Regions from separate parts of the Mus musculus genome. Here region 1 is linked to region 2. A link is a loop called in an ENCODE intact Hi-C map of the cell type or tissue named here. Cell type or tissue: heart. All regions are shown on one strand. Links, peaks and the distances in the headings refer to the core of each region. The heading gives the core; the rest is flanking DNA. Region 1 overlaps Mcpt4 (mast cell protease 4). Region 2 holds the start of Cma1 (chymase 1, mast cell).

Region 1 (5,375 bases), core at 204-5,203, 110 kb after region 2:
TCAACCCTAGTCTGCAGAATCAGCAAGAAGCCACAGCACACTACCAGAAGTTCTTTTTTATGTGTGTTTCTCTCTGTGGAGTCCTGACAAATGGAGCTCAACTACATAATGTAAGGCGGGTCAATACATGCGTGTCTTTACTGAAGAATCCTTCATCAAATGTTCTTTCATGTGCTTGCTTTAGCAGAACATCCTTTCACCTGTATCTGCTTCAGAAAAATGTTCCTTTACAAGTCTGCGTTAGCAAAGCCTTCAACTGTGTCTGCTTCAGCAGACTATTCCTTCACATCTTTGGCCCCAGTTAAAACACCATTCAACCAAACTGACTTTCCAAAGAATCCTTAAGTCTCCACGTCAGTGGTGCATACTGCAAGCCTCAGTACCTGGGAGGCTGAGGGAAGAGTGTGGTACTTGTTCCAGGTCTCCAAGCAAGTTCTTATATAAAATGAATCAAAGCAAAGCAAAATTCAAAGAGGGTTTAAGCTTAAAAGTGACACAAGGTTACATTCCTTCCTTCCTCAAAATGTTTATTGGGCTAGTAAAAGTTTTCATTTGCAAAATAATTGATCAAAACATCCCTTTGGAAGGCCGAGAACACATGGGGGCGAGGGGTAACACCTGCTGCAGGATAGTAATAACTCTTTTTTTTTTCTTCTTCTCCCACTTCACCAGAGACAGGACTCTGCTCATTGTAAGGCTTTTCTGTTTTCTGAAGGTAAATAGCTTTTAGTCACTGTTTAGCACATAAACCTCCACATTCCTCTCAATTTTTTGGTCTAAAGATTTACCCACTTTTGCTGGCTTGTGGTTTGTTTCCACTTTTCCGAAGGGTGAGCCTCTGCTGACTTCTTGGACACTTTCTTCAGCTACTGTCGGCTGAGCTGATCTCTTTGCACACCCTCAGTAGGTATCTGCTGCTAGGTCACTAAGATTCCTTATTAAGCTACGCTGCCCAGGACTGCGACTGCACCCACCATGGGAAAATCCCTCTTATCTGCATGTTTGCCTTGCTGACTCATGAGACCATGGCTGCTCTATCTTTCCAGTGTCCACTGGGCCTGCAGCTTCTGGCCTCCTTCCACCATGCCTAAGAACGGATGCTGTGGTGGTGATAAAGCTCTTGTCTTGATTTTGGAGCCTTTAGGTCACCAACTGCTCCTTTGGCACCAGGGAACCATGTGATGGGGTTTGCTCTGTAGAGGTGACCTTTCTGGAAGCCATTTTAGCCTGTGCCCTCAGCCCAGCTCTCAGGAGTCTCCACCTGCTTCCCTTTTACTGTGGGCCAAGCTTCAGGGTGGGGCAATCACTCTCTCCTCGTCTCCAGTTGCCCAGCTTCAGGGAGGAAGACTGTATCAAGTACATGACCTTCCTAGACTGTGGGGAAAGAGGCAGTGTGCCCTCAGCTGCAGGTTAGTGAGTATTCACCTCTGCTTAGAAAAGACACAGCTTCTGTCTGTGTTTCACATTTTCAAACCTTTATATAAGCCAAAGCAGGTGATTAGTGCTTGAGGGTCCCAGGACTAGGGAGGCTGAGGCAGAAGCATCATAGTTGGAAGTCAGCCTGAACTACATGGTGATAATATGCCCAAACCACACCAATCTAAGTCAAGAAGAGAAAGACCCATTTAGTTACTCAGGTATAAACAACAGAAAGCCAAACCAAACCAAATTAAACCAAAGCAAACCAGTCACCCATGTATCTATAATCCAAATCAGATGCTTTAATTTTAAAAGATCCTTTTAGATTTCTTAGTGCTCCCTCCCTCCTGAGTTAGAATAGATTTTATAGTGAGTCTTGCACTTTGAAAGCTATCTCTGCATCTCTCCTGCACTGTGCTGAAGCTGGAAACCCAGAGGAGAGGCGAGCAGGGCAGGAGGAGGGTGGAGGTGCTGAGTTCCTGGTCTGAGGCTGGTACTGGCAGTAATCTTGCATTGTACAGTAGTTAGAGGGCCACACCCTTTATATTACACCCCCTTAGGCCTAGTAGACATCATGTGTGGTCTCTTCCTCTTCAGAATCCACAGGACTGACAGCAGTTTTTCATGGTGCAGTAGTCAGAGGGCCAAACCCATCATATTGGGTCCCTGGGCCTACTAAACCTAATGTGTGGTCTCCTTTATTTCAGACTCTACAGAACCCGGTAGTTAAAGTATTGCTTCTCTTGACTAAGAACATTGGGGGCTTTGGCTTTTAAGAATAGAGCAGGTCATTTAGAAGTTCACCTAACTCAGACATTCTTTTGAAAGGCTGGATCTTTGAGGAAGATGGCAGTTTTATGTGGGTGGCTCAGAAGCAGGCCTAGAGCCACCATGCTAAGTACTAGTACCTGCTAAGTACTAGAGGGTCTCTTCCCATCATGGGTTAGTTCTGCCCTGTATTTGGTTCCAGAAAGTTCTGATGCTCTCCTATTATGACTGCTGCAGCCACAGTCATGCTCCAAGGACTTCTGAGGGCATGCTCTGCTCTAGCTGCAGGTGCAATACTGAGAGGATGGTGATGGCAGGGTAGGTGGTGAGGACACAAGGATCAGCAGCCATGTCTGACCTAGGCATGGAGTCTGCTATAATGTGTGGAAAGATGCAGTGGCTAAGGCATGGGGTTTGTGGGCAGAAGAGCTGAGAGACGAGGAGGGAGAAGATGAGAAGGCAGGACAGTGGAGGGAAGAACAGAACAGTGCACATTAACCTGGATGTGAAATCTTACTGTTCACAGCCATGCGTGTTAATTAATATTCAATAATTCACAGTGGCACACCCTGTGTCAGGAAGTCAGTAGTTGAGATTGTTAACATGCAAGATAGTAGCTCAAGTCAATTCTTCATTGAGCATAGAGAGGGACTGAGTGTTTAGATCACAGAGTGGAGTCACACAGCTGCTGGAGGTTAGGGCTTTACTGAGGTGCATTACAGGGAACAGTCCATCATCACAGAATTCATCTTTCAGATCATCTTGGGGGCAGGCTGGGGGCAGGCTGAGGACAGGCCGGGGGCAGGCAGGTGACAGGATGGACACATGCTTTGTTGAACCCAAGGGTTATCAGAAGAGCTCTGGCTTGAAGACTCTGATGCACGCAGGTCAGGCTTTTCACTACTTGCCCTTTATAACTCTGTTAATCCAGGGCACATATGAGGAGATTCGGGTGAAGACTGCAGGGGGCTTTGCATCTCCGCGTCCATAAGATACAATACCATGGGCCACCCCAGCACACAGTAGAGGTCCTCCAGAGTCTCCCTGTAGGTGAGAAAAATCAGACTATGAGCATAGATCACATTCCCCCAACTACAGACCCCCCCCCCATCATAGCTAACTCCATGGGGTAGTAAGGGTTCCAGGCTCCCTTTGGGTTTTAAGTTAGGAATTTAATGATTGTTCCCCCCACCCCCCGGCTTTGTCCTAGTGTTGAGACTGTTTCCCTTGCTCCCTTCATTTCTGTTCTGGAGCTTCATAGGAAGGTTAAGGAAGGGCTTTGGCATAGGCAGATGGGAACAAGAGGGATAATTTCAGTTCGCTAAGCTCTAGCAGCCTAAGAACACAGGCATTGGGTACTGCCATGGAGAGATGCTCAGCACACTTCCTCCTCTGATGCTGTTGCCTGATGAGGGGAGGAAAAGCAGGTGTGTACTCACCTTGTATGCTGATCTTTTCTTTCTGGGACTGCCCACGCAGACCTGGAGGTTATAGTCGTAATGCCAATAGTTTTTACAGGCCTCTTTATCCATGATTCTCAGTTTCACCTCCCTCAGTATATCTGAGGTAGGTTCTGTCACTCCAGTTCGCCCCCAGCCAGCTGCCCGGCACATCTTCCCCGGCTTGATAAAGTCAGAAGGACGAGGCAGAGGAATTACATTCACAGAGGGAGTCTCTTTGGCTTTCTTTTGAAGCTGTTGAGGCAAGGAGAGGAAAACTGTCAAATCAGAAAAGAATGCTTGGACATGGGACCATTCCCACTTTGAATTCAGGAGTGGGTTCTAAGGAAGTGATTTGGACAAGAGAGAATTCAAAGGCCTGAGGCAGGAGGAGAATTAAGGATGGGAGACTTAAGCAGGGCAAGAAAAATAAGGGTACCTTCAGCAACATGATGTCATGGAGATTGGAATAGAAGTTGTACTTTGGGTGAACGATTTGTTTTTCTACTTTTATCTTCTGCTGTGTGGATTCTGTCTTGCTCACATCATGAGCTCCAAGGGTGACAGTGATTTCTCTGTTGACAGAGAAAGAAGCAGTGAAAAAGGCTGGTCTTATGAGGAGGATTCTTTCCAAGGAGAGCGAGCGATACTAGAGTCTCTCTTCTCTATCCCAGGGCAGAGCTCCTAGACAGACTTGAGATGGAGCTCCCAGGATCACAGCCTTCTGAGAAGGACAGGGCTTAGGGAAACTCAGGACAGGCAACTCTTCCTATATCCCACCCCCAGCTCTTGGATTGAACCCATAGCTTTGAACATGGTAGACAGGCACTCTACATTGAGTACCACAGCCCATGGCTGAGCTCTGGTGATACCAGCACAAGAGCTGGAGATTCTGTCCCAGATACAGCCCTGTTTAAAGCTCAGACCTCTGAAAAGAGAGATGACAATTAAAATGAGAGGCCTTGTGCTCTCCTTTTCCTCTCAGTGTGAGGGGAACCGCACTCAGAGCCTTCCTCAGGGCTCTCCTGCTCTGTGACTCTGGCTCCTGCATTTCCTCACAGGAAGAGAAGCCTCTTACCTTCCACTACAGTGTGCAGCAGTCAACACAAATTGGCGGGTTATGAGAAACCCACCACAGGTAGCTGTGAACCCTCTCTCAGTGGTGATCTCCAGATGGGCCATGTAAGGGCGAGAATGTGGTCTAGACTCAACACCACCAATAATCTCCTCTGGAACAAAGAACCCCAAGTTCTTAGTAACAGAAGTTTAGGACCCCCCAACACAGCCCTGGCACAGGAAAATGGGGCTAACTCTGAGTGACTGCTTCAAGCCCACCCCTCCTTGAATGGGGCTCAGGCCCATCCACATGCCCTTTGATCTATTTTTCTCACTAGTCTTTACTGTCCACCCTCAACCTTCATTCAGAACACAATGCCCATTCATGTTTTTGACATTCTACTTCATCAGACATTTCTCCACACCCTCATTCCATCTTCCTCAACACTAAGGGAAGGCCACAGAAGAGCTACCTATCAGAACAGAGAGTAATTTGGTGAAACATTCTAAAGGGGAATTAGTTTTTTATTCTTTCTTGACCTACAGATTTCCCCTAGACTATGTCAGTTTAGGATCCTACCTCATGTTAGGGTCTCTGTTACCAAAGCTAAGAGATTAAGGTCGGTTTCTGAAAACTCAGAAGCTAGGGAGATGAAGACAGAACTCACCAGCTCCAGCCCCAGAAGGCAAGAG
Region 2 (5,375 bases), core at 113-5,112:
AGTAAGAAGATGCATCCTCTCAGAGGGCCTCCTCAGGGCTGCTGCAGGCTTCATATTTGGGCCTTAGGCTTATTACTCCCAGCGGGCAGGGGAGTGGCAGAGCTGTTATCACAGGAACTGTGTGGTCAAGGCGTCTTCTTTAAGTTGTCTTCATAACTGGACACTCCCCGGGAATACCACTGTTTTACTAGAGGTGAAACTGAAGCCTGGACTCTTGGATCCCAGATACTCAGATAGGTCCTCAACTGTGCCTCTGTGTGGGTTAGGAGTGTCAGGACGGAATATGAAGGGATCTTACCTTCCTAGTTAGGGCAACTTGTTATAGATCCCTAGAATCTTGGGTAGAGGATAATCTTTGCAGTGAGACTCCAGGAGCACAGAGGCTGTGATTATTATAGCCCTCACCAGGAAATGTGTTTTGGAAAAAGACTCTAAGGACATATACATGTATAGACATGTACAGGGGTTGAGTTAGGAAATGGATATGATCATATTTTGATGTATGGAAAATTTAAAAAGTAAAGAAAGAAATACAATATACACAGTTAGTTTTTATGCTATTTCATTCCATGTTATTTCACTATTTATTAAAACTTGAACAGCATTCTCCTTAAATAAGGGTTACCTAAAATCTGACATTAGCTTGCATTTCTTTTTCTTGGAACCTGTGGTTATTGCCTGAAGAAGAGACAGAGAGAAAAAACAACAAACACTAAAGGAGGAAGCCAAGTCTAGGATAGGACCTCAGGGACTTCAACCTGAAAGAGAAGAGATGGCATGACCATTTCCTCAGACTGTGTATGCAATTTAGTGTCATTCCGTTAGGAACATTGTTACTTTCATAGCAACCTCATCAAATACTTATTACTGTTTCAATTTGTTGACCTGACCTTTAGCTCTTACGGTTTAGAATTAGATCTTTCTGATTTCAAATTAAGGGTCCTTTCTGCTTAACCATCCTAGAGAAATATTCTTGGTAAGTGTGAGAGGAAGTTAGGGTTATGGGTATGAGGTAGGCAGTTTTCTCCAGAAGCCTGGATGGTTCTAAACTATGTCACTGTCTGAGAGTTAGCACCTTTTCTTTTGTTGTTAAAACTACCCTGGGAAATACCACTACTGTCTGTTTACAAATGTAGACTAGAAACTGAGACCATGATCATTCTACCATTAACTGTTAAACACATTTTAAGTATCTTCTCGATGCTTCTCTGGACTCAGAAGGAGTCTAATGAAGAGAAGGCCACACAGTGCAGTGCCATTTCTCTTGGAGACCGACTGGAGGTTTAGTTCCTAGGTGGGAATGTAACTGCAGGTCCTGTGTTTTCCTTTGCTAATGCTGAGAGCTGTCCTCTGACCCTGCATCACTAGCAGGGAAGAGGAGGAGCTGGAGCTGGAGATGTCTTGTCTGGCGGCTCTGCATCGGTGAGAGCAAGCCCCAGAGCCCAAGGCAAGGTTTTCCTCTTGTGTCCTTGAAAACGGAGGGATAGGTCATATAGAACTAGGGAGCTGGCTCCACAACACCATGGCTCAGGTCCACCAGCATTGGCTTATATCTCTTGGCTTGGCTGTAGGTGGGGGAGGAGATAAGGTTCAGTCCCCAGCAGGGCATCAACCTCATAAACACCGATCCCATGATTTTCCTGCATTCTCTTTGTCTGCTACAGTTTCCCAGAATTCTGCTTTCTCTGCTGCCTCCCTTGGCTGCTGTCTATGTTGTGCACTTCAGAGTTCAATTATGGTTTGAAGATCAGGAAGCTGGGATTGTGATTAGTTACAAAGCAATGGGGGTCAGTAGGAGATGCTGCCTTTACTTAAGGCAGTGACTGATGAAACCTGTTGTTTTTGTTGCTCCTTGAAAGGTGTGATAAGAAACCTCATGGCTACAGTTTGAGGACACAGTTCATGATGGAAACACATTGTGGCAGAACTGTGAAGGGCGAGTCGCACTGTATCAGCAGACAGGAAGTGCCACTCTGACATAAAACTTCACAACCAGCCTGCACCAAACAGCTTCCTCCCATGAGACTGCACCTCTTAGGGTTCTACAACCTTCCAAAGGCAGTACCACTACCTGGGGACCCAGTGTTCCAAGACATGAGCACAAAAACTGTTCAAAAGGTTTGATTAATTTACAGTGTAATAATTTATACAGAATATATTCAAAATTTCAATTATGTACATCATTGTAAGCCTGTTGGGAAAACTGACCTATCACAATGGAATGTGTTATAGAGTGCATGCAGCTCTGGCTGGGACAGCTGTCACCCAGGAGTGACTCATATCCTCCTTTCCTCCCTCCCTCCCCCCTTCCCTCTCTCCCTCCCTCCCTCCTTCCCTCTCTCCCTCCCTCTGTTCCTCTTCTTTCCTTCCTACTCTTTCCCCTCCCTTCTCAGCTGTTATTTTGAGGCAGGCAGGCTTTCTTGTAGCCCAGGTTAGCTGTGAACTCCATATGTAAATGAGACCATGCCTCAAATCGTGTTCCTCCTGCTTCTGCCTCCCTAATGTTAGCATTACCTGCATGCAATCCTATGTCAAGTTTAGGATTTGTTTCTGAGGAAATAATTTAGTAATGTAGCACTAGAAGAAATTGAGATGTTCAAGATGTATTCTGTGCACAACGGCGACTCCATGCTAACATGGAGTAGCTTTGCATTATAGGATGAAAAGCTGGGCAGAGTGGTGCACACTGGCATCCTCAGTACCCAGGAGACTGAGGCAAGAGTATGGTATTTGTTCAAGGCTAGCCCGGGCTTCAAGCAAGACCTTATATAAAACAAATCAGAATGAAACATAACTCAAACATTGTTTGTGCTTAAAAATGATATAAGGTCATATTCTTTCCTTCCTAAAAATGTTTCCAGAGCTACTAGAAATTTTCATTTACAAACTAATTAATAAAACCATTCCTTTGGGTGTCAGAAGAACAGATGGGGTCAGGTGGTAACATCTGCTGCAGGAGAGTAATAACCCCTGCTCACCAGAGGCTGGATTCTCCTCATTGTGAGCTTTTTGTTTTTGTTTTTGTTTTGTTTGTTTCTGAATGTGACTCTCCGTTAGTCACCGGTTAGCACTTACATCCCTTCCGTTGCACTCTTGTGTTTTCTGCACCTTCAGATTTACCTGTTTTTGCTTCTGGGCTATGTTTCTACTTTTGCCAAGCTTGGGTGAACACCTGCTGACTTCTTGGACACTTTCTTCAGCTGCTGTTGGCTGAGCTGTACTTTGTTTTGGACACTGTCTGTGTGTATCTGCTGCTAGGATACTCTTTGAGGTTTTCTTAAGCTAGGCTGCCCAGCACTGCTACTGTACCCATAACGGGTGCCTGTGTCCTTATCTGCATGTGTCCCTCGCTGACCCTGGGAGACCATGACTGTTCTCTTGTTCCCAATGTCCACTGGGCCTGCAGCTTTTGCCCCCCTTCCACCGTGCCTAAGCATGACCGTTAGAAGTCATGAGTACTGATGAGTCTCTTATCTTGATTTTGGAGCCTTTGGGTCACCAGAGGACCATGTGATGGAGTTTGCTCTGTAGAGGTGACTTTTCTGGAAGCCATTCAGCCTGTGCCCTCAGCTCAGCTCTCAGGAGTCTCCACCTTCTCCCCTATTACTGTGGGCCAGGCTACAGGATGGGACAATCACTCTCTCCTCACCTCCAGTTGCCCAACTTCAGGGAGGAAGACTGTCCCAAGTACATGTCCTTCCTAGACTGTGGGGAAAGAGGCAGTGTGCCCTCAGCTGCAGGTTAGTGAGTATTCACCTCTGCTAAGAAAAGACACCGCTCCTGTCTCTGATTTGTATTTCACATTTTGAGACTTTTGTATAAGCCAGGGGTGGTGGAGCATGCTTTGGGTCCCAGCACTAGGGAGGCTGAGGCAGAAGCATCATGAGTTGGTAGTCAGTCTGAACTACACTGTGAGACTATGTTCAAACCACACCAATCTAAGTAAAAATGGAAAAAAAAGGTTGTGCCATTTAGTTATACAACTATAAATAAGAGTTAGAAAAAAAAAAGGTCACTTATGTATATATAATCTGACAGATTCTTTAATTTCTTTTTTTGATTTTTCGAGACAGGGTTTCTCTGTATAGCCCTGGCTGTCCTGGAACTCACTTTGTAGACCAGGCTGGCCTCGAACTCAGAAATCCGCCTGCCTCTGCCTCTGCCTCCCGAGTGCTGGGATTAAAGGCGTGCACCACCACGCCCGGTGATTCTTTAATTTCTTAAAGATTCTTTTAGGTTCTTTAATTCCCATGTATGTTCCCTGCTCCCATAGAGTTAGAACAGAACTTATAGTCAGTATTGTATTTGATAGCTATCTTTACATCTGTACTGAACAGTGCTGAAGATGGAAACCCATCCATGAGTCTTGCAGGCTGTGGGGAGGGCTAAGGTGCTGAGGTTCTAGTCAGGGGCTGGTCATGGCAGCAGTTTTCATTGTATAGTAGTAGCCAGAGGGCCACGCCCATCATATTAAGCCTCTTTAGGGCACAGCAGACCTCATGTGTGGTCTTTTCCCCTTGAGAATCCACAGAACCCTGTAGTTAAAGCATTGCTTCCCTTGACTAAGGACAATGAGCACTTTGGCTCGTAAGAGGAGAGCAGGCCACTTAGAAGTTCGTCCAACTCAGGCATCCTTCTGAAAGCCTGGATCTTTGAGGAAGATGGCAGTTGAATGGGTGTGGCTCAGATGCAGGTCTAGAGCCACCATGCTGAATACTAGTACATGCAAAGTACTCGAGGGTCTCTTCCCATCACAGGCTAGTTCTGCCCTGTGTTTGGCTCCAGAAAGTTCTGATGCTCTCCATTGTGACTGCTACAGCCACAGTCATGCTCCAAGGACTTCCGAGGGCAGGCTCTGCTCTAGCTGCAGGTGCAATACTGAGAGGATGGTGATGGCAGGGTAGGTGGTGAGGACACAAGGATCAGCAGCCATATCTGACCTAGGCATGGAGTCTGTTATGATGTGTGGGAAGATGCAGTGGCTAAGGCATGGGGTTTGTGAGCAGAAGAGCTGAGAGACGAGGAGGGAGAAGATGAGAAGACAGGACAGTGGAGGGAAGAATAGAACAGTGCACATTACCCTGGATGTGAAATCTTACTGTTCACAGTCATGCGTGTTAGATAATATTCAATAATCCACAGTGTCACACCCTATGCCAGTAGCTGAGATTGCTAACATGGCAAGATAGTAGCTCAAATCAATTCTTCATTGAGCATAGAGAGAGACTGAGTGTTTAGAGCCCAGAGTGGAGTCACACAGCTGCTGGAGGTTAGGGCTTTACTGAGGTGCATTACAGGGAACAGTCCATCATCACAGACTTGTGTATTTTTGAGATCCTCCAAGGTTCAGACAGGCTGGGGTGAAGCCGGGGGAA

What was found. Peaks named below come from ENCODE experiments on the same cell type or tissue, not always from the same donor. Only the 100,000 strongest peaks of a DNase experiment are listed, where the experiment ranks them.
Region 1: it touches region 2 in a loop (25-fold over the local background); 3 of 42 quality-filtered maps call a loop at or near these places.

Annotation. Positions count from the first base shown.
Region 1 is chr14:56,056,870-56,062,244 of GRCm38, forward strand. Mcpt4 (mast cell protease 4) reads right to left here. Exons shown (of 5, transcript NM_010779.2): 1 at 5,351-5,375; 2 at 4,705-4,855; 3 at 4,066-4,201; 4 at 3,627-3,881; 5 at 2,875-3,231. The coding sequence ends at 3,088. Among named protein-coding and RNA genes, the nearest start is that of Mcpt4, 2.8 kb to the right of the region's middle. In heart, for the core only: no CTCF peak of the experiment used is centred there; no DNase peak of the experiment used is centred there.
Region 2 is chr14:55,944,518-55,949,892 of GRCm38, forward strand. Cma1 (chymase 1, mast cell) reads right to left here and starts at 158. Exons shown (of 5, transcript NM_010780.3): 1 at 1-158. The coding sequence starts at 15. It also overlaps the pseudogene Mcpt-ps1. In heart, for the core only: no CTCF peak of the experiment used is centred there; no DNase peak of the experiment used is centred there; H3K27ac peaks cover 1,046 bases.